Linked DNA regions of Homo sapiens: regions 1, 3 and 4 are each linked to region 2. Evidence: read pairs that join two places in POLR2A ChIA-PET (ENCODE). Cell type or tissue: HepG2. All regions are shown on one strand. Each heading gives the region's core, and the rest is flanking DNA. Links, peaks and the distances in the headings are about the cores only. Region 1 overlaps KCNQ1 (potassium voltage-gated channel subfamily Q member 1). Region 2 overlaps KCNQ1 (potassium voltage-gated channel subfamily Q member 1). Region 3 overlaps KCNQ1 (potassium voltage-gated channel subfamily Q member 1). Region 4 has its middle 38 kb from the start of MIR4686.

What was found. ChIA-PET counts read pairs that join two places held together with the same protein. Peaks named below come from ENCODE experiments on the same cell type or tissue, not always from the same donor. Only the 100,000 strongest peaks of a DNase experiment are listed, where the experiment ranks them.
Region 1: POLR2A ChIA-PET joins it to region 2 with 13 read pairs; 1 of 35 experiments calls an interaction of 5 or more read pairs at or near these places.
Region 3: POLR2A ChIA-PET joins it to region 2 with 6 read pairs; 2 of 35 experiments call an interaction of 5 or more read pairs at or near these places.
Region 4: POLR2A ChIA-PET joins it to region 2 with 5 read pairs; 2 of 35 experiments call an interaction of 5 or more read pairs at or near these places.

Annotation. Positions count from the first base shown.
Region 1 is chr11:2,688,880-2,694,999 of GRCh38, reverse strand. The region is part of intron 11 of KCNQ1 (potassium voltage-gated channel subfamily Q member 1); the gene reads right to left. It overlaps KCNQ1OT1 (KCNQ1 opposite strand/antisense transcript 1), which reads left to right. Exons shown (of 1, transcript NR_002728.4): 1 at 1-6,120. Among named protein-coding and RNA genes, the nearest start is that of KCNQ1OT1, 8.1 kb to the left of the region's middle. RefSeq lists enhancers at 1,262-2,129, 5,725-6,120. In HepG2, for the core only: a CTCF peak has its summit at 2,458 (motif pointing left); DNase peaks (open chromatin) are centred at 2,219, 2,349 and 3,539; H3K4me3 peaks cover 763 bases.
Region 2 is chr11:2,560,781-2,566,900 of GRCh38, reverse strand. The region is part of intron 2 of KCNQ1 (potassium voltage-gated channel subfamily Q member 1); the gene reads right to left. Among named protein-coding and RNA genes, the nearest start is that of KCNQ1, 120 kb to the right of the region's middle. RefSeq lists a silencer at 108-402 and an enhancer at 5,247-6,030. In HepG2, for the core only: a CTCF peak has its summit at 2,917; DNase peaks (open chromatin) are centred at 3,050, 3,650, 4,540 and 5,008.
Region 3 is chr11:2,723,120-2,728,015 of GRCh38, reverse strand. The region is part of intron 11 of KCNQ1 (potassium voltage-gated channel subfamily Q member 1); the gene reads right to left. Among named protein-coding and RNA genes, the nearest start is that of KCNQ1OT1, 26 kb to the right of the region's middle. RefSeq lists enhancers at 2,114-3,109, 3,285-4,184, 4,185-4,896. In HepG2, for the core only: no CTCF peak of the experiment used is centred there; a DNase peak (open chromatin) is centred at 2,215; H3K4me3 peaks cover 408 bases.
Region 4 is chr11:2,208,197-2,214,316 of GRCh38, reverse strand. No RefSeq gene overlaps it. Among named protein-coding and RNA genes, the nearest start is that of MIR4686, 38 kb to the right of the region's middle. RefSeq lists an enhancer at 1,334-1,904. In HepG2, for the core only: no CTCF peak of the experiment used is centred there; DNase peaks (open chromatin) are centred at 1,436 and 3,026; H3K4me3 peaks cover 344 bases.

The sequences.
Region 1 (6,120 bases), core at 1,305-5,304, 130 kb before region 2:
AGCTTTGGCTCTGCCAGCCTTCTTCTTCTTTGTTAAATCTGCCAAGTATCCCTCCTGCCCCAAGGCCTTCACCACCTCTGCCTGGCTTGTCTTTTCTGGTGATCTTCCCTTGACAATTCCTTCTTCTTATTTAAATCTCACAGGAAATTTTGCTCTGACCTGCCATATCTGTCATCCCCTTCAGTCACTCACTAGCTGACGACTACCTTTCGAGTCTCTGCAAAGCACAGGCTACGCTTTTCTAGTTCCTTAGACATCTACTTATTTGTTGGCTGCCTATCTCTTCCACCGGAAGAGAGGCCCCAAGAGAGCATATCTGTCTTCCGTATAGGGTCCGCACATGGTGGGTGTGTCACAGATTTCTGTTGAATGGTTTCATTCATTTATTGAACGAAGGAAGAGGCCAGGCCAGGAAAGTGTGCCTCCATTTTCACAACTCAGTGAGAAAGCAAATAGCATGTCAAAATCTGACCCCTTGCAACCAGGGTTTCTTAGCCAGCCACACTGGTAATGCTTGGGACAGGATGTATCTTTGTTGTGAGGGGCTGTCATTTATATTGTAAGATGTTTAGCACCCTGCCTGGTCTCTACCTAGTTGATATTAGTAATTCTCCCATAGTCATGATAGCCAAAAATATCTCCAGACATTGCCATATGTCCCCTGGGGGGCACCGCAGATGACAACCACTTCCTTAGAACAGCTCTTGGGACTGGGATGGTGTCTCTGCTGTGGCTCTTTAAAGGCAGCAGGCCCTGGCTTGCATCCTGCCACATCTAACACCTATAGCCTCACCACCTCGGTGAGAAAGACCCTGGCCCAGGCCTGGCCAATCAGAGTACCCTCTTCCCTGGTCAGCAGTATAATTTGTTTGGCAAGCACTTCCAGTCCCACAACCTATGGGCTGCCACCCAGAGGTTTAGTTGGAACTACGTGTCAGCTGCCGTCCCTCAGCCATCTATGGCATGGGCACCTGTGGCTTGACCAAGTTGGAGGTGGCCTAGAGAGGCCGGGCTGGGCCTGCTCACCTTCTCCAGTTAGTGCAGACTGATGAATGAGTGGTTCTCAGCGGATACCGGATCCAGGTTTGCAGTACACTCCAGGAGGAGGACGAGTAGGGTTTCCCTCAGAGCAGGCCTGGATGGGAGGGCAAGGGGTGGCCTCTAATACTGCCTTTCCTTCCGGTGCCTTTATCAGCCTGTGCCATGCTCCTCTGAACTGGCCGGCCCCAGCATGTCCAGGTTACTGGCAGGAGCCTGTATAACCCAGGGTTCCAGTCACACCAGCCAGGAAGGCCCATGAGGCTGGAGCGCACCCAGTCTCTGGCTGCTCTGTCTGCGGAACTAAAAGCCTTTCTCCCAGAGCCTTTCCTACGGCTGGGCGAAGCTCTTGTTTGCAATTTAAATGTGGCCTCATTTATGGAAGAATCCCTGCTCCTCCGAAAAGCCTTGGGCTCAACCTCCCTAGCAGCCCGGGCCTCAGCCAGGAGAAGAAATGGATCTAAAAGGCCTTTCTCCTGCTAATTGTAGCAATTAGCATTAGAGAATGGGGACTCGATGGGGGGCCAGCGCCTGGCAAAACAAGCTTATTCCCAGCTTAGGCCCAGGCCCAGCTCCACACACTGCTGCTTGGCCAGACTCGGCCCCCACCCAGGGTCTGGTTGGCTTCAGGGCAGGGAGAGAGGGCCCAGGCCTGTGGGTGCTAAGAGCAGTTGTGGAGGGTGTGCATCTGAGTTGTTAAGCCTGGTAGCTGTACAGGTAGCCCTGGGCTATGACTTGTGGTCCTCTCAGAAAAGGGTCTGACTGGAACGCAGAGCCAGACCAGATATTCATGAGTGGATCACAGAGTGTAGACTGAGGGCTATCTGGTGATTGACAGAAAGTAGTCTTGGGGCAAATGACTCTTAAAGAGTAAGGAGCCATTCCCCTCTATGGCTAACTGGATGCCTTTCTCTCCCCCTGCTCCAGAAAGGACTTCCTGTTCCTTCACTGAGCGTGCTTGCTTATGAGGCTTCTGGAAACCAGGAGAGTTCAGTGGGCCTCATTATTGAGCGTATGGGCAGGACAACCTGCTTGGGACATAGGCCATGCTACAGTTGATTTTAGCCAGCTTGCTGCATCTACACAGCACAGTGCCTTCCCAGGCAGTGAATTATGTCTAACAGGCAGGGGAATGATCATTGCCTCATGTTAGGGATGCAGTCATTCAAGAAATATTTGTCAAACACTCAGCAGGTACTAGACCCTGGCCCAGAGGGAGGGATTTGATAGGAGCAGGGACCTGCCTACCCTCCCAGGGTTAGTGGACAAAGGGGAGAAAGACTAACTAATGTTGAAGGACCGTTTGCACCCTGAGGGGAGTGCTGAGGCCTGGGAGCACAGCAGGTGTATAGCAGGAACCCACTGGAACTAGCCTGGGGTCTGAAAAACTCCCTTGGGGAAAGTGGCAGGGGCAGGCCAAGGGCCCTCTGGTGGTAGGGAGCCTGTGAGCACCTGGGATGGAAAGAAGCCAAGCATCTGAACTACCAGAAAGGCAGCTGCAGGATTAAGCAAGACCCACAGGTCTCTAAACTTTGAAAGGATGTCTGTCCACTGAGTAGATAATTGATTGGAATGGGGCAGGGGATGTGAGAATGCCAGTTAGGAGATGCCTGCAGTACAGAGAAATGGTGGCCTATCAGGACAGTGGCAATAGGGATGGAGGGAAGCAGGGAACCTCTAGAACTATGGATGGGTGAAGTAAGCCTGGCTTGGTGATGGGCTTGAGGTGATGGGCAGGTGGTGAGGAAGCGGGTGTATCGGAAATGACCCCAGAACTTCTGACTTGTGCCACTGAAAGGATGGGTGACACTGAAAGGACAGGGGCCTTCAGTAGAGTGGGCTATAAAATGATGGAGGCTGTGGAGAGGAGGTGGGGGCAGGTGACTGGAATGTGGGTCTGGCTGGGTTGGAGAGACATTTGGGGGGTCAGGGCCTCACAGGTGGTCTGGAAGCCCTTGGTGCTGAGGGAACAGCTTAGGGAAATGGTTTGCATAGAGAAAGGCACTGGCATTTAGTGGCCATGCCAGAAGGGAAAACCTGCCAAGGAGACTGAGGATAGAGCCAGAAAGATGGCAAGAAAGCCAGGAGAACTGGAGGGATGGAAAAGAGGACCTAGGGGTCATGGTCCTGGCAGAGGTCACATTGGATCCAGTGCTTGTGATTCTCTGATTGCTGGCAGTGGATGGCCACTGGCCTGCAAATGGCCCTAGTGGAATGTCCCCTGCCTGTGTGGCTCCCTGTGGGCTGCCTCTCCCCTGGACAGATGGGGAGAGACCCCTTCCCCACCTGGTTCTCTGTTTCACCCTTGGAACTGTGGCGGTAAAGAGGACCTCCCCACAGTACGTGCAGGGAACAAGCTAGGTTGACTCCCTCAGGGAGGCCTCGTCCTTGCTGAGGTATTTCATAACCTCAGGATAGAGAAATCCCCCCAACTTTAATGCAAAGCCAAGCAAGCTGAAAAATGGCCTTGAATAGGCTGAGATGAAAAAACAAAGAGGCTGTCAACATCAGAGACTCAGTGGGGGCAGGGAGCTTCAGTGGACTCCCCACAGACAGCAGTTCCTGGGCTTCTATGCCCAGACCCAGAGGCCTGAGCCCAAGATGTCAGGATGGGTGGTCACTGTAAGTGCAGTGGATTGTAGCTCAGGGGTGAGACATCGCCTTTTTCTTGTCAGCTCTCCTTCCTGATTAGTGGCTCAAACAGCCTTCCGAGACTCAAGGGGTTAACTGCAGATCCTCTAACTCCTCCACTTGCTAATTTTTAAACACAGCTGAGCTCTGAGCACCCCTCCCAAGGCTGTGAGAGGCCAGAGGCCAGCACAGACTCTGCACCAGGTCTGCACAGCCTCCACCCCTACTGTTGTCAGGAATCTGCAGGCATCTAGAACAAAGGTGCCTCCATTATTTCCCTCACCCAGCATATCCTGATACCTGAGCCAAGAGTTCACCCAGAGCTTTTGCCCACTTCATTGATGGTCTGGTGGGCTTTTGTTGACACATACCCGTGACTCCCAAATGAACCTTTCAGGTTGGCTTAAAGCCGCTGGGACCTACACATGACAAAACCCAGACGGAAACAGTGGCTTACACTCCTGTGTCCCTAAAGGTACCTGTTCCTAACAGTGGGAGTGCCAGAGCCTGGAAGCTGGAAGCCAAGGAGACAGGGACCTCCCTCCTGCTGACCCCCTGCCAGGCCACATCCACCTAAGGGATTTGGGATCATACTCCATCTTCAACCACTGGGATCAAATGGAAAGCCCTCAGGAATTCTGAGAGACAGCCCCTATACCTATGTGCACTGACACACATACACTGACAAATACGCATTCTGACACATATATGAACATGCACATATGTGTGCCCCACTCCCTGCCAGGAGGTGGGTTCTGTCCCATCTTTGACATGTTACTTCTTGTCCTTCCCTAGGCCCAGTGGCACTTTCTTTGTGATAGGTGCTGAGACCCCCCCGACTGGGCCCAGTGGCTGTTCCCAGGACCCAGTCTCTGCTCTTATCTTAACCCAGCTCTAGCTCCCAGGACCCCAGCCTTTCGCAGGGAGAGAGATAGCTCTTTTGGTCTGGCACATGTTCCATGCCAAGTAGTGGAAACAGCAGCTGCAGGGCAGCCTCAGACTTGACATCATTTAATCCTTGTGACAATCCTACAGGGAGGAAGACACTACACATATGTGCAGATGCAGCAAGGAGCAGCTCAGCCACATGGAATGACTTGCTTGAGGTCACCAGGCACTTGACACAGCAGAGTTTAGCCCAGTCTCTGGAGAGACCAGCCTTCCACATCCTGTCATGCTGGGGAGGGCTGCCCGCTTTTTGTCCCTGCTCCCCCAGTTCTAACCCCGGAAGAGCGATTGTCCCTGCTGTGCCTTCAGCCCAGACAGAAGCAGGCTAGGAGAGGGGAGGAGAGGCAGGGCTGGCCCTCGGAAGGCTCACCTTCCTCAACAGTTCTCTGCTTGGGCAAAGGTCTTCCAAGCAGCCAGGCTCTGAGGCTAGTCACTGTCATCGTTGGGTGAGGCAGCCTGGGAGTACCAGAAGTTGGAGCAGGTGGGAACCTTCCCCAGGGATGGGGCTGGATAGGCAGGGGTGGGTGCTAAGTGGCAGGCCACAACCAGGCACCTGGGAGGGCCAAGCACCACACTGAGAACGCAGTGCTTCCCCTCCCCTCCTAGGCTGCTCAGGAACCCATCAGTCTCCTGTAAACAAATGAGACTAAGTCTCTGGCACTCTAGGCCCAGGTGCAAAGGACAGCTGCCCCTGCAGCTACTCACTCTGCCCTGGCCCTCTCAGGAGGCTTGTGACCTCTGCACCTGCTGGCTTGTTTTGTTCCTAAAATACCCGGATCCTTGAGAATCTAGAAGACACCACTGCTAACAGATTTCCACATCATTCATTCTGTTCTTCCTGTGCAAGCTTCATGCTGGGACAGGGACCATAAAACAAGGTGACCCAAAACCTTCAGCAGAATGCAGGTAGGCAGAGCAGAGGTCTCTGGGAGTGTCATTCCAAGGCAGTGTCTTCCTCCTCCCCTATGCTCCCCATTTCCCAAGAGTGGGCTTCTTCCACCCCACTCAAGCACCTCTTCCCAAGGCTGACCTAAAGGCCTCAAGCTCTGCGGATAGGGGCAGTCCTGAGGTGGCATTGAGTCTTAGGGTTGGAGTGGGAGATATCTGTGCAAAGGCTGATAGGAACGTCCTCCAAGGGCTGACTTCAAAGCTTGGCCTAAACCACTGCATCAAAGTCAGCAAGCTGAGCTGTTTGCACAGAAAAGGAGGAGGAGCAGGCCCTTGAGCCACCTGTAGCTCTCCTTAGGGTCTCAGGCTTTCACACCAGGGCAGGCCTTGGGCCAGACTACCCAACTTCCAGGCCGGATGTGCCACCGGGGAGGAGGAGGTAACTGCCCCTCAAAACCCTGCAGCCCAGGGCTCCAGGATTCCAACCCAGGGACCTGCAGGCTCCCCTGCTCTCCAGATCAGACCCCTACTCTCAGAGCCCTAGGCCCAGTGGGTGACAGCCTGTGAGACAGGCCTGTGTGGGGTGGCCCTAGCCCCACCTCAGCTTCCAACCTG
Region 2 (6,120 bases), core at 1,066-5,065:
ACAGGTACAGAACCGGGGTACTTCCTGACTCCCCCACTGATAACAAGGCCAGCCCCAGGGCCTTCTCTGAGGGGCACCCAGGATCATCCAGCCCCACAAAGCGCCTCTCACAAGATCTATGTGGTGCCTGCAAGCCCCCCGGGGTCAAGGATGCAATGGCCCGGGATGCTGATGGAGTGCGGCCCTGAGCTCTGCCCCGTAGATACGAGAAGAAGAGCCGTCCTTGGTCTCCACTGAGACCACAAACAGACCAAAGGGACAAGGAGGCCCCTCCTACCCTGGTCACTCTCCTTCAGACTAAAGCAAGGCCGCCTCCTGGCTGCAGATGGCTTCATGGACAAAAGGGCCTCAGATCTGGGCACCGAGACGTGCACAGAGCAAACACAGACCCACATAATGGGGGTGGTGGCCTCTGTTCACATTTTACAGAGGAGGAAAGCCAGGCTCAACTAGGTCAGGTCACCCGCAGCTTAGGGGAGGGAAGACTGGCGTCCATGGCAGAGAGAGCCCCGCCCCGGGACAAGGTACAGGTGTCCTCGGGTGTGGGAGAGGACACTGGCAGGTGAGGCCAGGCCTGCCATGGAGGGCTGACCACTCTCATGCACAGACATGACCTGGGCATGGTGGTGGTTCTGGAAGTGGCCCTGTTACTGCCAGATGAGTGGGTGCAGGCCAAAGGCTGGAGGACCCTTGGCAAAGGGGACCCAGACATGAGATAAGGACACCAGGCTGCAAAAGTGGCCCTGGGAGAGAGAGGGTAACCAAGAGAGACTCCAGAGCCTCCAGCCCTGCCAGGGGACAGGGAGGTGTCTCAGCCCTGTGGGGTGAGGTGGGGAAGACAGGCCTGGGCCTCACAGAGCCGTCAGCACCACCAGCCGCCCTGCCTTGGTGGTCATCTAGTGGGCAGCCGGGAAGCTGGAGAGCTGGGTCTGGCCTGGAGGGAGGGTGTGGGTGTCAGATGGCCCCAAGGCGGGTGCAGGCACAAGAGCCACCAGGACCACAGCACCCTCCTTCCTCCAGACCCAGTGAAGGGCCTGGGACAAAGACGTTCAGGGTCAGGAAGCCAAACCCCATGGGTTCTGCCCCTCCCTGAGACACCTTCGCAGAAACAACAGAAAAGACATGTGAAGTGGGAAGAAACGCCTCGGAGCCTTGGCTGATGCCACTGCACTCCACATCGGACCCACTCGTTCGACTGTATGCTTTTCTAGCAAGGCCTGAAAGCAATGAGTTTCTGGGTCCCTGCCCCCCAAAACAAGATAGGCCACGGGTCTTTCCCCTGGCCACAAGTCAGCCCATCCCACACTGCACCCTCAGCTCTGTTCTACCATGAGTGTGAATCCATGTCCATCCTGGGGCGTGTTATAAGTTGGCTCTCAGGTGTCTTATTTGTGTGCTTTAAAATTATTTAAAAAACCAAAGTTCCTAACAACTCAATTTTTAAAAAATAGGCAAAGGGCTTGGACAGTCATTTCTGTGAAGAAGATACACAGATGGCCAAGAGGCACACGGAGAGGTGCCCAGTGTCACTAATCATCAGGGAAATGCAAATCAAGACCACAACGAGATGCCACCTCTCATCCATTAGGGTGGCTGCCACCCCAAACAGAGTGACAAGTGCTCCCAAGGATCCGGAGAAGTTGGGACCTTGTGTGCTGCTGGGGGATGTAGAATGCCACAGCTCCTTTAAAGCGTGAAATGACCAGCCGCTCGATTTTGCTGTGAACCTAAAACTGCTCTAACAAATAGTCTGTTTAAATAACATGCCAGAAAAAAAACAGAATTACTGTATGACCCAGCAATTCCACTTTGGAGTCTGTCCCCGGTCTCTTTAAAGGAGATCCATACACACCCATGTCCACAGCAGCAACATTCACAACAGCCAAAAAGGGGAACCAGCCCAGTGTCCCTCAGTGCACCGACGGAGACGGAAGATGTGGTCCCTCCCTACCACGGAATAGGATTTGGCCTTAAAAAGGAAGGGGATTCTCACACAGGCTGCAACATGGAGGAACCTTGAAGACATTACTCTCAGTGAAATGATCCAGTTACACAAGGACAAATACTATCTGCTTCCACTCACGTGAGGTCGCTACAGTCATCAGATTCACAGAGGTAGAAAGTAGATGATGGGCGCCAGGGGCTGGGGAAGGGGGAGTAGGGAGTGAGTGTTTAATGGGGACAGACTTTCATCAGTTTTGCAAGATGAAAAAAGCTCTGGAGCTGGATGGTGGCGATGGTCGCAAGGAACTGTGATCTTAAAAAGGGTTAAGATGGTAAAACATATTTCCATTTTATTTTATTTTGAGATAGAGTCTTGCTCTGTTGCCCAGGCAGGAGTGCAGTGGCACCATCTCAGCTCACTGCAACCTCTGCCTCCCAGGTTCAAGTGATTCTCCTGCCTCAGCCCCCTGAGTAGCTGGATTAGAGGCACCCACCACCACACCCGGCTAATCTTTTTGTATTATTAGTAGAGACAAGGTTTCACCATGTTGGCCAGGCTGGTCTCAAACTCCTGACCTCAGGTGATCCGCCCGCCTCAGCCTTCCAAAGTGCTGGGATTGCAGGCATGAGTCACCGCGCCTGGCCTTATATTTCACCATAATGTTTAAAAAGAACATGTTTGTCAGGAACTAGGAGAAGGGCAATGGGGATGGTTTTCCTTTTGAGGTGATGAAAAAGCTCTGGAACCGGAGACAGGTGTTGGCTGAACCGCCTTGTGAACATACTAAATGCCACCAAATTGCACGCTGTGAAATGGCTGAAATGGCTGAAATGGCTGAAATGGTGAATTTTACGTTATGTGTGTTCTCTGATACTGAAATGAGTGCCTCGAGGGGCCCTGGCCCGTGGCGGTTGCTCACCTGGGCTCCCGCGGGTCAGGTCTCCAAAAGGATTCTGTGGGCCTTCAGGGCCACCCAGCGGCCCCGAGTATCTGCCGCACTCCAGCTGTGGTCATCTGTAGCTGTCCTTGAGCCTTTAGTTCTTAATCTTCACTGACTATTGTTAGTTCAGCATTCAACGAAATAGCTAAGCACAAGCCATTTGTCAATTGCAAAATGGCATGCAGACCTTGAGCCCTCTCAGGATGAAGACAGAAAACAAATAGCAGGCAGTGCAAAGGGCCCTGGGTGGAAAAACACAGGCAAGCTGTAAAATTCCCCTAATCTTGTTTCATCGGAACGCTGACAAGACTTATGTTGAATGGTGCTCGGTGCCATCCTTCACGGGGGGCCCTGGATGCCAACGGGACACCCTAAGGCACAGTCACTGCCACTGACGGCTTCGCTATTGGTACTGAAATCTTGTCATTAGGCAGACAGACCCTGGGACCCTCAACCTCAACCCAGGGGAAATCAGTGCATGGTGCGGAAGGAAAATGGAAGCTCAAGGTAGCTCAAGGTCACACAGGAGGAGACACATGGCCCCGCAGGCCGACCCCATGCTGGTATCCGGTGTTGTGGGGTTACAGTGGCATAAAGAGGAGACCTGCCCGAAGCCGGAGGGCCAGCAAGGGTCTAGCAAAGCAGGTGCTTATCTGGGATTTTTAGTCTCCGAGTGAACAGAGCGGGGAAAGGTCGCACTTTGGCTCAAACGTGTTGCAACCGGCCGTGGAACCGGTGTTCTCCGAGAAGGCTGAAGGTCGACCTGGCCATCTTATCTATTGTTTTGCTTTTATCAGCCGGCGAATCTCCAACATAGCGAAGATTTTCTGGGGTTCAATGTGTTTTGAAGTTCCATGCTGCTGGAACCACATAATTTAGGACCCTAGAGAAGGTCCCTGTGTCAATCAATCACGTGGGAAAGATCACAGGGCAGCCTGAAATAACTGGTTCTGACCAGCTGCGCTCACATCCTGTCTCTCTGGATGAAATATATAGATTTTTTTGCAAAACATAAAGGAAGCCTCGCAGACCCTTATCGCGAGGACTTTAGTGTCTCTGATATTACTCTTCTATTATCTCTTTTGTCTATTTTGGTGTCTCTGATGTTACTGCTCTACAGTATCTTTAAAGGAAAATTAATTTTAAAGACGGCGGAAGATGAAGATTAAATACGAAGGATCAGAGCTGAGCTTTGTGGAAGGGGCCAGGGTCAAGGATGCAGAAACACAGCCGGCCTCCCTGGCGCCCCCATAGACTTAGGCCTGGGGACCTTCCACTGGAGCCAGGAATCCACCCACCCTTGAAAAGCCTGAGATCTGTACCCACACTTTTTAGGAGACAATGAGGCCTCATCAGGCCAAGATGGGGCCTGGAGACTCTGAAGAGGGGTGGACACAGGGGTTAGGCTGAGGGTGCTGTGGGGACCCGGGATTAGGGTCTCACCCCCTCCCATAGCGAGGAAGCCAGAGGGCTGGGCCTGTGCTGAGCCAGGCGCTTCCCTGTGGGGGCAGTGGTCCCCACAGCATAGAGCCCGGCTGGCGGGCTTTGGGGCCAGCTGTTCCAACTCCACACCGGCCCGGCCCTGATAAGCCACAGAGAGAGCCAGCCTCGGCTCCGGGGAGGGTCAGCTGGCCGGAGGGCAATGCAGGCACTCAGGCAGCTCAAAGCGCCCTTTGTCCCAGGGCCTGCCTGTGGCCAGCTGCTCCCAGCCGCCAGCCTGTGCTGAGAGCTTGTGGGCCCCCAGTGACGTGCTGGGCACAGCTGGGGCCCTCATCCACACTCACCCCCGCCCTCACCCCCACCCCCCGGGGAGTACCAGTCCCCACCCCGCCCAAGGTAGCCTGGCCTGGGGCAGGCGCCACAGTGCAGCCGGCCAGGCCCAGGTGAGATGCACCATCCACTGGGCTGAGGGTGGCACAGTCGGGGTCCGGCTGCCCTGTCCTGGCCTTACTGCTGGGGACATGACCCTGCCCTGCCACAGCCCCTCCCCTGCCAAGTGTCCCCTTAGTGTGGGCACCGCTGGGGTGCCACCCTGAGGCAGCCTTAGTCGGGCTGCATCCTTCTGCTCGGCTGCTTCCCCAGGCCCCATGGAACGTGCAGCCCGTGACCTTGAGTGGGGCCCTCTGTGTCCCTCCTGAGGCCCTGGCCACCCAAGGCCCTGCCCGCCCAAGGTAGCCTGGAACAGGCCCACCTCCTCGGAGGGGAGGGCTTCTGGGCCCCTGCACAGCTAGCTCCAGGCAGCCAGGGGTGGCACTGGGAGTATGGTGGGGGGACCCGCTACCTTGGCCAGGCCCCCTGAGAGCCCCTTGTCCCACACATTAGCAAGAGAAAGGATCGCTAAGCAGGAGGAGGATGGGCACAGGGCAGGAGCAGGCTGGTGTGAGGACACTGGTGGCATCCCAGGCGGGGGACCCAGACGAGCAGCTCAGCCTCTCTGTGCTCAGCATCCACACCTGTAAAATGGGGCACCAGCAGTGCCCACCTCCTAGGACTGTGGGGAGGGCGAAATGACAACAGTGGCCTGGGCCTGTGGAAAGGGCATGGGAATAGTGTAGCAGGAAGGTGGTGTCCCATGTGCTCAAGAGGGAAGCGACCTTGTCCTCGGGGGGCAGGGTCCTGAGTACAGGTGGGGTACAGACTCTCATGCTGCACACAGCACAGAAGAGCCCCGCTGACCTGACGCCCCGTCCCGTGCTGGCCCAGCTGCCTGGGGCCCTCCACGTCACCTGGCCTTCCTGGCTGTGGAAGTTCCTATCTGTCCACAGCTCCACCCTGGGAGTTCCTTTTTTTTCTTTTTTTCTTTTTTTTTTTTTTTGAGACGGAGTCTCGCTGTCGCCCAGGCTGGAGTGCAGTGGCGCAATCTCGGCTCACTGCAGGCTCCACCCCCTGGGGTTCACACCATTCTACTGCCTCAGCCTCCCGAGTAGCTGGGACTACAGGCGCCCGCCACCTCGCCCGGCTAATTTTTTGTATTTTTAGTAGAGACGGGGTTTCACCGTGTTAGCCAGGATGGTCTCGATCTCCTGACCTCGTGATCCGCCCGCCTCGGCCTCCCAAAGTGCTGGGATTACAGGCCTGGGAGTTCCTATCTGTCCTGCAGGGCACCGCGCAGCCTCACTCTCCCTGCAGTGAAGCCCTCCCCCATCCACTGCTGCCTCTGCTGGGATCCCTCCTTTCCTCCACGTCTGTCCTCATCCCACCCAGAGCGCCCTAAAGTCAGGGGCCCGCCTTCTCC
Region 3 (4,896 bases), core at 1-4,000, 160 kb before region 2:
GCGGGAGCGGTCACATGAACCTCACGCAGGGTAAGAGGGTTAGATTTTGCACCACATATGATGGAAATGAAGCGCTTTGACTAGCGCGGCCCCGGGGGCCATCAGATGCTCCCTCTGCCTCCACAGCAAAGCCCCACAGTGCCCACAGAGGAACGAATGCCTGGCCACGTCCCTGCCCCTTCATAGTGCAAGACGAGCCCACACCAGGCCAGGTGCTTGGTGTTGTACATCGACACCGTTGTGGAATCCTGGGCTCTGTCTGCTCGCCCTTCTGCATACAGCCCTTCTCCATTCAGCTCACTCTGCCCTAGGAGGCTGATCTCTGCAGGTTATGTCCACAAGCTCCTGGCCCAGGGCTTCAGATTGGGTCTAGCCAACTGGACCCCTGGCAGGAGGCAAGGAGGGAGGAGAGCGGATCCGGGGTGTCTGCTCCTGCTCCCTGCCGTGGAGCTGCTGGGGCCAGTTGTGAGCCTCATGTCAGACAGCCATCATTCTGTTAAGCTCAGGCAACCTCCTCCTCCTCTTTATTCCTCGAGTCTGGGGTAGGATTTCCCCCAGGGACACTACCCCATGTTCCTGCACAAGGCCTGGTGGTCCCTGACACCTGACTCACACAGGAATGATCCTTGGGTGCCGTCCTGCGCCCCACACGTAGCTACCGTGATTGTCCCTGTTTTACAGATGAAGAAACAGAACCTCAGAGAGGGCTTGAGCTGCCCTGGGCCCCTGAGCTGGGATTCAGACCCTGATGTGTCTGCCTCCAGGGCCTGAGCACATCCCCCAAGCTGCCTCCTTGTCCCTAACATCTGTAGACGCTGAGCTTTTGAGGCCTCTGTTGCTCCAGAGCCCCACTGCCCCATGGCTGCTCCTTCCTGAAATCTGGCTTATGTCTGTCTCGCTCCTACAGGGGCAGATATATCACAGGACCTAAGAGGTAGAAGCAAACCTAACAGGGCAGAGGAAAGGGCATAGCACAAACCCCCAACCAAGTGGCTTAAGTGTCCCCTCCCTGCTGCCGACCTCCATGCCCAGGGCCAACCCTTCACCTGGGGGCAGGGACAGGGCTTGGAGAGTCAGGATTGGAGGCAAATGTGTTCCCTTTCTCACTGCTTTTGGGCTTCAAGTGTTCTGCTGGGAGCTACTTGGGAGGGGCCTCTGGAAGGGCAGACCTGGCGCCCATGCCAGTGGGGCACGGGGGATACCTCTCTGCCAAGCAGTGAGGAGATGGGCACAGTCACAGGAGAAGCACATTCCATGGGAAAGCCGGCTTTAAAATCACTATTTCCCCCGTATTAAAGTCAGCTCCTATTCAGGCCAATGCAGAAAAATAAAATTTTGGGGGAAAATATAAACTACTATTCCTCCCTGCTAGGAATGGGTCATCCCCTTTTTCTCTGGCCTCAGTCCACCAGATCTTCACCGGGGTCCCACCCAGTGTCCCTCTGGACTTCTGGCCACCTCCCTCACATCAGCCATGGTGGGGCAGGGGTGGGGTGGGGGACGGCTGGAACCTGCAGTGGGTGGTGTCTCCGCCTGGGGCCTCAGTTTCCCCACTCTGACAGGGCAGCATCCATCTCCTGAGCTGTGTCTGTGCCCTTTTGGAAACCTACTGCTGGCCCAGGAAGAGCACCACCCTCACTCGACACACCGTCTGTGATCTGAGGATGCTGCAGTTCCCCCAAACCCATCCAGGGGCCCTAGGATCCTCAGGTCAGGGGGCCAGGCAGCCACTCCTTCATGAAGACTCCCGCCCATCTTGCCACGTCAGCACACATCTCGTGAGCGAGCTCAGCTTCTCTGGGCCACTGCCCGGGACCCACCCTTGGCCTGCTCCTCTGCCCTGGCCAGCTGGAAGCAATCTGCCTGGAGCAGGCAGGTGGTCCTCCTTAGTGGGCTCCCAAGAGGCCGTCCCCAGCCCTTCACCCACGCAGAGGTGGCTCTGTATGCATGGCTGCCTGGGGCCCCTTCTCTGCCGGAGTGAACCAAGTGCTCTGGAATTCATGAAGAAATCAGGGGTCTTTAGCCTGCTGTTTTTCTTGGCGAGGCCTTATCACAAATTAGTGGGGAAGCCCGAAGGTTAGGGTTTCAGTTAGTTCAGCAGAATCTGAGGAGCGGGGAGTTGGCCTCCTGCCTCTCCAAGTCAGAAAACGCTTGGCCTGTGGGGCCCCAGGGAGCTCTCAGAGCCCAGGATGATTAACCAGGCAGGTGACCTGTGCTTTGGGTGGGGGCGGGGGTGGGGCCTGGGGGAGATAGCTTTCACACAAGCTGACAGGTTTCACAAAGCCCAGTGATCTCTCGTACCTTCCCCAGGCTGCCCTCGGCTGGAGTGCACAGCCTGTGGGCCTGGGGCTTTGGCACTGAAGGCAGGGCAGGGCGCCCAGCCTCATGGAAAGGGTACGTTCGGGAAGGGGGCGAGGGCAAGTCTGACTTGGGTTCCAGGGGCAGCCCTTTGAACTTGGCGACTTCACGTGAATGCACTTCCTAAACCACAGCTAAACGCAGAGGTTCTATATCAGTAGCTCGAAGACGATTGGGGACCCCCAACCGGACAAATGGCAGGTCACCTCCACGCAAAAAGTGGGCTCTTCTGAGGAAAAAGCAGGCCAAGTTGCCTCTCCTGTTTTGGAAGGCAGGAACCCGAAAGCCAAACCACTAAGTATCCACCAGCCACTCACGAACTCAAAAAAGCTGGGAACATTTCTGGCAAGCGCTGGTCCCGTGGCTGAGCCCCCGACCCTGGAGTGTTTCACAAGTCCAGCCGTCTGTCCCGGATGGATTCTGGGAACTTGTCTTAGGCTCACCACTGGGTCTGAGCACAGATGGCCGTCGGCTTCCTCCTGTCTCCACGTCAGGAATCCGTGCCTGCCCCACCCTGCCCTGGCTCTCCCCTGGAGCTGAAACGGGTCCAGCACTGCTTCAAGACGTGAGCTTGTTTAGGAGTCATTGTCTGATGCTTCTCAGACCCTGTGCTTCTCTATTGGGCCCACAGGCTTTTCTTAAACGGACAGGGACCCTGGTGGCACACCAAGTTCCAATCCAGTGGCTCCTGATAGCCACACCAGACCCTGCCCTCGGCACCCTGTCCAGGTTACTGGATCAGTCATCTCTACCCTGTGACAGAGACCACCGTGTTCCCATTTCACAGTTGAGAACGCTGAGGCCTGGTACCTTCCAGTGCCTTGTTCCAGCTCCATACGATGGCCAGAAGCTTCAGCCCAGTGACTCCACCCTCTGTGGGTGAACTGGCCCCTTCCCCCAACTCTGAGCCCTGGTTCTGTTGCCTGTGTCTCCTTGGGCAGGTCCCCACGTCCTCCTCTGTGAGCCCAGGACAATCACAGTGTCGCCTCCTGGGGAGCGAAGTGAGAGGGAAGGGCAAGGCTTGGGTGCAGCTGCAATGGCACCCAAGGGGAGAAGCTGTGTTTCCGCGGGAAGGGGTTCCTAGTGGGGTCCTTCCTAGGTGACAAGGCCCCTTCTGCCCTCAGTGCAGCCACGGCCTTGCAGGACAGCCTGCTCGCTGCCACCCACCACTTCTCTCTCTTTGCCCTCCCACCCTCCTTCCTCCAAGGGCAGTGTTAGCTTGCCAGGGAGGGTTCGAGGCCTAGGGCTGGCGGGACAGGGACCCTGGCTGCCAGCTCCATTCCACTGTGCAGAAACCCAATCCGGGCGGGAGGACGCTGTCACTCCTGAGGATTTAGGGCCGTCACCTGGTGGAGCGGGAGGGCTCTCCTCCCTGACAGAATAAGTGGTTACATGCCGAAAGGTGACACCGCAAAGGGGTCCTGAGCCGGGAGGAGGACTGTATATCATCTGAGCCTGGATCTGTGCGTGTTTTTCTTTCTGTCTTTCCTTCCTGGTCTCCTTGTCGCGGCCCCCTGGCGATCTTACCAGAACGTCCTGGTCCAGATGTGATTCTCTATCAAAAGCCTGGGCCCCCAGGCACCACCGGAGGGGCTGTGTGCAGAGGTGGTGGGGGCTGCATAGATGGAGTACAGGGCTCTGTGTCAGACACAGAGAGCCATGTTCTGATTTCTGCTCCCCCGGTGAAAAGAGTAAATGCCTCCACGCCCACGGCAGATACAAAGGCTGAGATGCCCCATCCCTGCGGCACATCCCCCAACGTGTGACTTCCTCGTCCCGAGGTCCCCCTGGAATCCGTGACTTGCTTTGACCACCATGTCATGAGCAAATGGGACACAGAGAGGCTGGAGTACATGTGCACCGAGTGGCTGGGAACCCTGCGGCCACCAGCGGTTAGTGAGGCCCCACTAGCTAGTAGAGGAGAGGCTGTCTGCCAAGGGTCTTCTCCGGGAGCAAGGCCATCCTAGACCACTCAGCTCGGACCAGTCCACCTGCCCAGCCAACCGCTAGGTGTGAGGGATTCGAGGCTGTTGCTACTTCGAGCTGCTGAGTTTGAGGCTGGCATCCCCTCTTTGGACTTCAGGGTCCTCTCTAAATGCCACTGCCTCCAGGCCCACTGCTACAGTAAGGACAGAACAGCGGACCAGGTGTGGGGCTGCCTGTGTAGGGCTTCCACGTGCCACAGCTGCCAAGTACCACCTGGTCTCACCTAACAGCTCCTCTCTCCCTGCCCATTCAGCAAGAAGGGTATTGTCACATCCCACTTTACAGATGGGGACACCAAGGCTCTGAGACGGAGGGGCTTGCTAGGAGTCTTGAGGGTTGCAGTGTCCCGGGGGAGGCTGCGGAGCCTCCTCGTCCCTCACTTGCCCCAACGGTAAATGGGACAGGGCCGTGGGCACCTTGTCCAGGGCGGCAGGGAGTGGGGTAAGCAGCTGTGGCAGGTGTGTGGAGCACCACGGACAAGCAGCACCACACCCCTCTCAGGCCACCACGGAGGAAGGCGGAGCCAAGAGGAAGGCAGAGCCACAGAGGAAG
Region 4 (6,120 bases), core at 974-4,973, 350 kb after region 2:
CTCAAGGGATGAGTATTTAAGATGGGAGAGAACTGAGCCTGTCTAGAAGCCCGTGGAAGAAATGAGTTACAGGCCACAAAAAGACAGGGAGAAACCGCTAACTCGACATGTGGAAGAGGCCAGGCTGCAAAGGATTGTAGGATCCTGTAGGGTTCTACCCTTAGGACATTCTGGAAACAGCAAAACCATGAAGACAAACGTCAGCGGCTGCCAGGGGTTAGGGAGGCAGGAGGAACAAACAGGTGGAGCATGGAGGATTTCGGGGCCGTGGAACCCCTCTATGGGGTGCTGTAACAGTGGATACAGGGTAGTATTAGTCCAAACCCATAGAACTTATAACACCGAGCTCCAAGCCTCATGTAAACTATGGCCTTTGCATAATAATTAAGTATTGATGTATTTCAAAACAACGTGTAGTGCAGGATAAATATATGCATTGTTATTTGTCAATTACATAAACAGAAATGTTTTTTAAAAAGCATCAGCGTGGATAAGCAAAGTGCGATCTTCTCATACGGTGGGGGATCCGGACCCACGCTGTCACGGGGTGGACCTGAGGCAGGGGCTCAGCGGGAAAAGCCAAACACGGAAGGACGGACGCTGTGTGCTGCCACTCACATGAGGCTCCTACAGTCATCAAATCCGCAGAGACGGGAAGTAGAACAGTGGGTGTCAGGGGCTGGGGGAGGGGTGGGGAGTTTGCTTTGAATGGGGACAGAGTCTCATCTCGGGAAGATGAAAGGGTTCCGGAGATGGATGGCAGTGAGGGCTGCACACCAGTGTGAGTGTCCCTAATGCCCCTGAACTGTGCATTGAAAAACAGTGTACATTTAGGACAGTACATTGATGTGATGTGTTTTTTGCCCCAATAAAAAGTATGCGACTTTAAAAAATGTCCAATGGGTTCCTGGCCACAGCGATGCAAGAGGCCAGTAACGGGGAGACTGCAGGCATGGGGGAGGGCTGGGCAGGGGGTAGAGCATCAGGGAACTTTCTGTACTTTCTGCTCCATTTTCTATAAACCTTAAAGTGTGTTCTTTAAAAAAAAAAAAAAAAAAAAAAAAAAGGCTACCAGTTACAAAACAGAAAAAGCCCAGAGGCCAATGAGGGCACCCGGCATAGCCTGCAGGCCAGTTGGCCGGAGGGGCTGGAGGAGGTTGGGATGGGGCTGGCCCCTGCTGCATGCCCTGCCTGCACCCCTCTCCAGGCTGCAGGTGGGGGTCTCCTGGGGTTTGCCTGTTGCCCCTGGGGCTGTGTGCTCCATGCTAGCAGGAGCCAGGGCAGCCTGCCCACTCCTGCGTTCCCCCAGCAGGGCCAGCTTCTGCTGCCTAGCAGGTCTTCAGGACATTGTGAGAAAGAGTGGATGGACTGGACAAACGTGCTCGGAGGAGTGTGTGTGTGGCCACAGTGGCTCCCAGGGAGGGCCATGCTCAACAGGAGCTGGGATGGTGCCACGGGAGGCTCAGGGCCACAAACCTGGAGATCAAGGCACAGATCAAGGCCGTGGCCAGCCCCAGGCAGAGCTGGGAGTGAGCCAGGCCGCCCGACTGGGGTCTGTGGCCTGGCCTCGGCCCCAGCCCGTCTTGGTTTCCCACACTCAGGGACCCACTGTTTGTGTGTCTGTCTCAGTGGGCTGTCATTTTTAAAAGGAGGTGAAGTTCACATACCCAGAATTAGCTATTTTCAGTGCACAATCCAGCGTATCCAGCACGATCTCAGTGCTGTGCGACCCTCACCTCGGTCTAGCTCTGGAGCACGTGCATCCCCCAGGCGGAAACCCTGTCACTGAGCGGTCACTCCCCGTCTCCACCACCCCCCTCCCTGGGCGGCCACCCATCTATTTTTGTCCCTATGGATTTGCCTATTCTGGACATTTCATATAAAGGGAGTCCATCACCACGCGGCGTTGTGTGCCCGGCCTCTTCCACCGAATGTGGCGTTGGTGAGGCCTGTCCATGCTGCAGCCTGCATCTGTCCATCATTCCTCGCATGGCCCAATAATGTTCCATTGTACAGGCAGACCACAGTGGGCTCGTCTTTTTTTTTTTTTTGAGACGGAGTGTCACTCTGTCGCCCAGGCTAGAGTGCAGTGGTGCGATCTCTGCTCACTGCAAGCTCCGCCTCCCGGGTTCACGCCATTCTCCTGCCTCAGCCTCCCCAGTAGCTGGGACTACAGGCGCCTGCCATCGCGCCTGGCTAATTTTTTGTATTTTTAGTAGAGACGGGGTTTCACCGTGTTAGCCAGGATGGTCTCGATCTCCTGACCTCGTGATCCACCCGCCTCGGCCTCCCAAAGTGCTGGGATTATAGGCGTGAGACACCATGCCCGGCCTGGGCTCGTCGTTTTCGTGGTTGGTGCATGCCGGGGTCGTTTCCACCTGTTGCCTCTGGTGAGTGATGCTGCCGGGAACATGGGTGTGCACGTGTCTGCCTGAGTCCCTGCTTTCACTTCTGGGGATAGACCTGGGGTGGGATTGCTGGTCACACGGTAGTGCTGGGGGTAACCGGCCTGCGTGGACCGGCCAGGGCATTTCCCATGGCAGCTGTGCTGCTGACGTCCCACAGCTGTGTGAGGCTTGCTCACGGGGCTCTAACTGCATGCCCACTCCTGGCCCGTGGGTCTGGAGTACACAGAGAGTGGCCGGCTCTCAAGCGTCTGAGCAGCTCCCACAGCCTGGGCGCCTGCCTGGTGTGGAGGGGTCGGGGCAGGTGTCTTGCTGGGGACTCCAGCAGCTTCCTCTGGACTTGTCTCCCGGCTCCAGGGTTGCTGGGAGGCTAGTTCTAAAACAGGGGAGAAGCCGTGTGCTCTCTCTGCCCACTGGGAGCCCCAGTGTAGGACGACTGTGCCCTTGTGGGGTGGGGGGAGCTGGTGCCCACACCACGCCAGGCAGCTCCCCCACCCTGGCCTCAGGCAGAGCTGCCATCCTTCTCCCCTTGGTTTAACCATTAACTGGTCGCCTGCGGTGCACCCGGAGACAATGGCGTGTTTGTTCAGCGCAGTCCGCAGGGGCCTGTGCAGGGTCTGGCACAGTCATCAAAGCTTTGCGATTAAGACTATTAGGGACGGGATTTGTGCAAACAAAGGGACAGGTGCAGGGGCCAGGCCAGCTGCTGGGGCCGGGTGCTCTGCTGGGAGGCCATAAACCTCCCTGGGCCATGGGGCCTCCCTTGCCTGCAGCCCGCTCACTGAGGCTTTGCTGTTTGCCCAGGCACAGAGGCCGGGCTGCACAGGGCAGTGTGTCCCCAGGGCATCCTGCTCCCCCCACCCCTTGGCTCCTGGGCTGCCTGGAACCTGGTTGGCTCAGGAGCTTTTTATCTACAGCTCCTCTGTCTATGTCCCCTTGGCAGGTCCTTTTTAACATGAGTCCTCCTCCAGTGAAGGAAAGGGTCATGCCAGGGCCTGCACCTAGGGCCTCCGTTCTCCAGTGGGTGTCTTTGCATGAAACGGCCTGGGCCCTGGCACTTGCCCCACCAGCGCTGCCTGCAACCTTGTCCCTGTACCTCGGGCCTCCACCACATCCCTGGACCTGCACGAAGGAGCCCTGAGCATGGAAGTCAGGGGAAGGGAGGTCTCGACATGAGCCCAGCCATGGCCAGAGTACTGAGCCCAGGGCCAGCAGCCTCGGCTGGCAGTGCAGGGTGATGGGTCTGTGGGCCGGGCTGCCCAGGGACCTCGGCCCTGGGGTCTGAGGGGCACCAATGCCTTTTGCAGGCCACCATTTCCCTTTCCACTTTCCAAATGTGATTGGACACAGGTGGATGCACCTGCCTGCCCAGCAGACAGCCCGGTTCTGACCCGTGTGGAGCTGCGTGGACTGGGCTCACCTGTGCCTTCTTGCATCAACCAGGTGTGGACCCTGACAAGGTGCCAGCCACTGTCCTCCAGGAGCTACCTCAGGGACACGCAGGGAGGGACTGGACAGACAGATGGAGCGCAGTCCTTGCTGCCCGGCCAAGCCCTTGTGGGCAGGGCAGACTCCTTCAAGATCATCAAATGAAAGCAGGCAAAAACCACGTCCTTTTGTGACCTAAGCTTGGAAGCAATGTTGTCACTTCTGCCTCATCCTATTGGTTAGAAGTGAGCCAGGAGGTCCTGTCCACATCCAAGGTGGGAGTCCCCGCAGGACGGGGCCTGGGAGGTGGGCCCATGGGCTCCAGAGGGGCTGGACCACAGCAAGAAGAACGAGGCCAACCTCCATGGGTAGCGCAGACCGGCTCAGGCCCTGCCCTTCCCGCCGGGGTCCCCTGTGACAGGACGCAAGGGCACAGCTGCGGAGCAGGGTGGGCTGTTAGAGCTGGGCAGAGGCCACAGTGGCCAGAGGGCTGGTGAGAGTGGCTCTCCTGCTGCCCTAGCCACTGGCTGAAGATCTGCCTGGGGAGGAGTGGGTTTGGGCGGCCGGGCCTAGGACCCCTTCATAGCTACCACTAATACTCATTCTCTGCTCCTGAGAAACCTCCTCCAGGGGCCTCTGGGGTCTTGGAGATGAGACAGAGGGACCTCAGGCAGGACAGACAAGAGACCCTGGTCTCGGGTGTCCACAGAGCGGGAGCCAGGCAGGCTGGGCGGAAGTCCTAGGCTTGGACCCTGTTACGGGACTTTCCCTGTCAGAATGGGCTCAGGAGGGAGTGAGTGCGTGGTCCTCAGGTGTGCAAGTGCCAAGGCTGGAGCCCACCCCCTGGGAAGCAGGGCCAGGGTGGCTGGGGCGGACTTGATCCCTGGAGAGGAGCGTGGGCAGCCAGGGCAGGGAGGAGGGCAGGCAGGAGGGAGGTCCAGGCCTGTGGGCCGACAGGGGGTGAGGAGGCAGTCTGGGGACCTGAGAGAAGGCCGAGTGGCTGTGGGGTGGGTGACCTGGGGCCCTGACTCTGCCTTACCCTTGGCCATGGGGCCACATTCATGCTCGGCCCCCGCCCAGCCTGGGCTGGGAAGGCATCAGCCTGGCCATGAGGCAAGGGGCCGGCCATGCCTGGGGCCAGAGGGGGTCCCCCAGCCCTTCGCCTTCTCTCCATCTCCTGAGTAGGGCCCCTGCCCTGCTCTGACAGGGTGGTCACCTTGCCCCGCTCCGTGCCCAGTCCTGAGCTGGCAGTGTCTCCAGCCTTTGCAGCGTGGCCCTGTCTGCCTCTGTGTGTGTCTGGGCTCCTCTCATTTGGCCGCCCTGCCCGTCTACACTGGTGCCCCCCCACCTGCACTGTCCACCGGGCCAGGCTCTGTCTCTGCCACCTGTTGGGTGCTTGCCAGACTCCGCCATCCTCTCCGCTCCCAGCTTGCGGCTTCTGCCTCCACTGGCCTGGGCCTGCCCTGCCGCCGCCTCCTTGTGCCCTGGCTGTCTGCTGCCCCCTCTGCTGCCCATTGGCCAGCCGCTGAGCTCCCTACCAGGAAGAAAAAGGGCCAGGCCATGCCGGACCAGGACTGGGCACAGCCTCCAGCACTCCAGGTGGACAGGCTGAGAAGCGCGGCGAGCGAGGCAGCCTGGGACGGGTGATTTCTGGAACATGGGGCCAGCCAGCCTTGGCGTGAGGTGTGGACAGCTGCCAGCTTCTTCTCAGGGCTGCTCACAGGCAGCGGGGGAGTGACCCCGTTTTCTGCTTGGCACCTGGCTTGCCATCCCGCTCTACCCCAGGGCACTCAGACCTCAAACTCCTCAGCTGCCTGGAACACCAGGGAAGCCCAGGCTATGTGAGCCTGTGCCCAGCAGGCCAGGGGGCACCAGGACATCCCCCTCTTCTCTGATATTCCAAACCTTCCTGCCTTTGAGGAATGCCTCCCGGTCCTTCTGGTTTTCTAGGCCATGGGCTCACCCTGGTCTGCCAGCTCTGGAGCTCTGAGAATATTCCTGCAAAATGCACATCCCAGGCCTGGCCGCAGACTGTGAGTCACAGGTAGGGCCTGGGATCAGCATTTTCATGGATTCTGCAGGCACTGCTGAGAGCAGCTGCCCGGGGTCAAGCCAGGGCGTGGGCTGTCCTCATCAGGCTCCCCTTCTCAGAGGCCGCCCTTCTGGCCTGGCCTGCACCTTTCCCCACTCACTGCCCACCAGCTGCAGACACACTCACTCCTGCCTCAGGGCCTCTGCACGGTGCAGACATTCCTCCCACAGCTTCCCAGGGAGGCTGAAGAGCAAG